Linked DNA regions of Homo sapiens: region 1 is linked to region 2. Evidence: chromatin loops called from intact Hi-C (ENCODE). Cell type or tissue: left ventricle myocardium inferior. All regions are shown on one strand.

Region 1 (2,500 bases), 160 kb before region 2:
CACTACTTCCACTTTCAGCTGATTCCAGGAACCACTTGTCCCTTAGGAACTATTTGAGTGAATTGCTCTGTGCAGAGGAGGAGGTATGCAAGTTTTAACAAATGTTAATTGCAATTACTATTGAAAAGCTGTATATGGTACTTGGGTCAGTACAGGGTAAATAGTAGATGAAAAGATTGACGTAGAACTCTAAATACTCTTGGGGGTGAATTCTATCCTGTCTGCATGTTCCTTCTCTTACTAAAATAAACTATTTTTATTGAACTTATAATTGTGTTCTTTTATTCCAGATATAATAGGTAAAAATAGTGGATTTGCTGGCTTAGTGTTAAAAATAAAACATAAAACATTAGTTATCCTAATAACTAGATCCCACAGACTACTTTCTGGGTAACAAGAAATTGAGAATGGAGTTGAGTGGGCAGAATAAAGAGATGAAGTGAACAAATCAAGTCGAGAACATTTACAATGGAGCTCAGCCAATGCTCATCTCTTCCAAACATCTGCCAACCCCTTTCCCAGCTGAATGAAGACTTCACACTTTCACCTCCAATTGTTGGAAAAATTATGAGAGGATGTCCAGCCCTATTTTTTAGAACTGGACTAGGTTGCTTCCATTATTATCACCAGGGCCTTGGGTCCAACTACACTGAGTGCCTTATAGAAATTATGAAATATGCCACTCTGCTACTGTCGTGATTTCAAATGTGATGAGAATATTTGAAAAGCATTAACGTCTTGCCCTGTAAGAAGGAGACAGTGGAAAGGAAAATTAAACTTGAGAAGCAGCAGGCAATTTCCAACTGTCATTATCCAAAATAATCCAGCAGTTTGGAGTATACTACAAAGGCTTGTACTCGGAAAATGGGGGGAAAAAACATAATATGTTAAAGCAATAGTATTTACTGCCACAAAAGAAAAATCTCATTGGCCAAACTGAAAAAACATTTGTTTCTAACTCTTGTTAAATCTTACATAGGTCAGGTTGTCCTACTCCATCTTGTAGGCTCTGCCATCTAGAATCTGTAGCCTGCAAGACCATCTCACAAGAGAATCGAATGATGCAGAATACACTCCAGCTACCATCTTAGTACTTGTTTCTGTTCACTTTTTGCTGGCCAGCAACAGTCACATGGCCATAGCTAACTGCAAGGAAGGCTGGGAAATATAGAGGAGGACACAGATGCTTGGTGGTCACCTACTGCCTTCAGCACACATTGAAATAACTAGGGACAAGATGATTGACAACGGCTCGTTAATTGATTCATTCAATGAGTTTTGTTTTGGGTTTTTTTGAGGATGTATTTTGTGTCAGACCCTGTTCTAGACACCAGGGATTTAGCACAATGTTCCAGAACACAATGGACATGGTTCAGACCATTGTGAAGCTTTCAGCCTAACGTGGGAGAAAGACATCAAACACGTACTTATGCCATTAATTAACATCATGCAGAGTGTTAAATTGGAAGCAAACATTTTTATGCACTGTGGATGATGGCCATTTGTCCACACTTTTCCAGGAAATTTTGCTTTTAAGTGGTGTGTGCTATTTTCAGACTGTAGGTTCTGTTTCTACTAAATTTCTATTTCTATTGTCTCCTTAATTATAAGAGAGAAACTAAAGCACAGCATAGAGACAGAAAGCCATCTCACCTGAACTGTGCCAATGGCATCCTCCCTGGCTTTACCACTTCCCTCACACTCCATCCCTCACAGCCTATTTGCCACACTGCAGTATATTTTGGTCTTTGTAAATGGGAAATCGGGGCATGTTATCTGCTCAAACCCCTGCAATTACTCTCCATTTTACTCAGTAAAAATCTGAAGTCATCCCAATGGGGCTCTGCCAGCCCCACATTATCCGGCCCCCGCCTGCTCCTTAGACATCATGCTCCCTGCCTCGCTCACTCATTCTGCCTCTGCCACCTACATCTCCATGCTGCTCTTCAAATGCACCACTCACATGCTTGCCAAGGGGCCTTTGCTCTGCCCAGAACTCTTTTTCTCCAGATATCCATATGGTTCATTTCTTCCCTTCCTGAAAGTCTCAACTGACATACACATCACCCTATTAAAGAGGCCTTTAAGATGCATATTCCCCCTTTGAAAGAGTCCCCTCTTCTCTACCCTTGTCACCCCCTTTGTTTCTTCTTTCAAGCTGCTGGTACTTCCTGCAAATTCTGATCCTGACATGTTTCCTCCCTTTCTCCCTCCCTCCCTCCCTCCCTCTTTTTTCTTTCTTTCTTCCTTTTTTTTCTCTCTCTCTCTTTTTATAACAGCTTTATATTTATATAATTCATCTACTATAAAAGTCACCCATTTTAAAAGCACACAGTTCAATGGTATCTTAGTATATTCACAGTTGTGCACACATCACCACAATCAATTATAGAACATTTTTGTCCCCTCAGAAAGAAACCCTGTCCCCTATAGCTATTACTCTCAAATTCACTCCAGCCTTAAGCTCAGGCCTAAGCTACCACTAATCTACACTATATCT
Region 2 (2,500 bases):
GAAAAAATTTTGACCTAATTGGCTCCATCTTGTTTTTAACCTCCAAGCTGTCCTTGTTCATTCCTGGACAACAGCCAAACTAACTTTGGGAGGAAATTAGTTGATAGTTTAGCTTTGAAATAAAGATGATAAAAGTCCTTTCCCAAAACAAACCTCATTGCCTGTGGACTAGACTGTCTAAAACCACAAGATTAGAAGTTATGGTAATCTTACTAAATTCAAGATGTAGCTATTTGTATTAAACCAATGCCAATGTCTTATTTATTAAAGATTACACAAGCAAAGATCATTCTGTTTTGGGGTGGGTTTATAGTTTTATAACACCTATGCCAAATTTTGACCCGTATAGTATTTGGCAGAGATGAGTATGAAATTGCTTGATCAATATATGCAAACAAAAATGTGTGCTGGCAATTCTTAAGACATTTTTGATGTTACTTTACCAATCATTTTAAAGCTAGCTTATTTATAAAGATTTTACTTAAGTCATGTAAACTTGAAAAAGCATTTGACTAGTCTTTCCTTTTCTGATAAAGTATTTGATTTAAGTACTTTTATTTTTCTTTAAGCCAATTAATTAGAGTTTTTTTAATATATATTTTCAGTACTAAAACACTGTGTAGACAACACATAAATATATAGACATATTAGGCATGCCAATAGAAGTACATCTTATAGATACATAGAAACCTTTTCTTTTTTTTCCTATCTTGGACTTTCAGATTCTTGATAACCTGTTTCACAATCCTGGGCAGTTGTCAGCTAAATAGCCTTACATTTGCAGATTAAAGGAAACAACTCAGGTGAAAATCAAATAGCAAAATTTACATTATAAGGTATGGAGAGAAAAAGTCTGGTGTGCTAGAGGGATACTAAAGATGGATGCCAAATCAAACATAAAGTTATGGAAATCTATTGTAGGACTGTATAAGGAGACCAATTTTATTTAGATAGGGACTACCTTTCTTTTAAATGGATCTCTGAGCTCTGGGCAGAGCCCATACTGAATCCTGGGTTTCCCAAGGGGAGAATTATTATGAGGCATGTGTTGTTTTTACAGCACACTTAAAAAAAATTTTTTTAAAAGCAAAGGCATTTCTAAGTGTCTAAACTACACTCTTCCTTAAAAACCCAAGAAAAGCCTCTGTTGCAATAACTATTTTAGTCAAAAATCAGGTAACACAATACAAAAGCCAAGCAGTTTAAGAGCTGAGACAAACTTGTCTATTTACACTCTTAGGATTCCATAAGGAGAAATAGAGATTTCTCCCCAAAAGGGAGTCTGGCACCTTCTCCATTTTCTTTAAGGAACCCCAGCTATTATAAGCTATTTTAGGTCCCTCATGCAACAGAAGGTGCAAGAGAAAGGAGAGACAGCAGAAATAAATGAAGAAAACAGAATTCAGTCAACGGAGGAGAAAAAAACTTTTGCTCAAAAAATAGACAAAGTCCGAGGAGAGAAAAAACAAACAACAACATGAAGGCCTTTTAAATACCAACACACACATGTACACATATGCACATGCGTCTTGGATGTCAGCTTTTAATTAAGCTGACTTTTAACCATTGAGCTCCTTTAAAAAGATCATTTAAAATCTCATTACCATATTTCAGCTAGGGCAAATTGCTGCTATTTCAGAAGTACCAAGTATCAAACCAGAAAGGGCTTGATTTAGGAACCAAACCCAGGCTGTCATGGTGGGAAAAAAAAAAAAAAAAGGCAGAATGCTTAGCAAGGGAACTGCAGCATGGGGCAATAGCCGTTGTTTTTTCAGTTTGGCCTGGCTAGCACAAAGGTGGCCTTGTTATGTAAATAAAGCACCTTAAGTAGTCAAAATTAAAAATCTTTCCTTTTTCTTTTTCTTTTTGCTGGCCATTTTTTCCCCCAACCATACCACCTTTTTGTGTGTGTGGAATTCAGCCACTTCAGAAGCTTTGTTCCCCATGATTTGGAACTTTGCTTCAGATTTGATCAAGTTGGATAGAGCTGGTCAAACTCAATTGGAAAAAGATGAAACAACAACAAAAGCAGAAACAAAGAAACAACAACAAAAACAGAAACAAAGAACGACAACAAAAACAGTTAAGTGAAAAAACAAAGGATTGCACAATTTATACAATTACTGAGCACTCTAATGGTAATGAGAAATTAAGACCAGATGGTTGTTAATCTTAACTTTGTCCGAGGCAAACCCCAATTCATTTACTTACCTAGGGATGGATCTCAGGCTGAAGACTGTTCTCTACCATTCTAGATGCAGGAAAAAAAAATATTCATCTTCCCTGTTGGAAGCAAGCTCAAACTCCATAAAGGAGTAACCTGCTTGCCATTGTCATGGAAGCAGGAAAAACTTGCCTTCCTTGTGTTGGAAGCAAGTAAACTCCAAAAAAAAGGAAATTATACAGCAAAATAAACTTTAGGTCTTGACCAAATTGTGGGCAATCAGGGATTCTCTGGAGGAGGTGCTTCCAGGCCTCAGCAAATTGTCCTGTTGGTTTG

The links. Hi-C counts contacts between places; a loop is a spot of excess contacts. Peaks named below come from ENCODE experiments on the same cell type or tissue, not always from the same donor. Only the 100,000 strongest peaks of a DNase experiment are listed, where the experiment ranks them.
Region 1: it touches region 2 in a loop (5-fold over the local background); 1 of 110 quality-filtered maps calls a loop at or near these places.

The regions. Positions count from the first base shown.
Region 1 is chr3:16,831,425-16,833,924 of GRCh38, reverse strand. No RefSeq gene overlaps it. Among named protein-coding and RNA genes, the nearest start is that of PLCL2, 52 kb to the left of the region's middle. In left ventricle myocardium inferior, no CTCF peak of the experiment used is centred here; no DNase peak of the experiment used is centred here; H3K27ac peaks cover 526 bases.
Region 2 is chr3:16,671,181-16,673,680 of GRCh38, reverse strand. No RefSeq gene overlaps it. Among named protein-coding and RNA genes, the nearest start is that of PLCL2UT, 52 kb to the left of the region's middle. RefSeq lists an enhancer at 1,595-2,500. In left ventricle myocardium inferior, no CTCF peak of the experiment used is centred here; no DNase peak of the experiment used is centred here.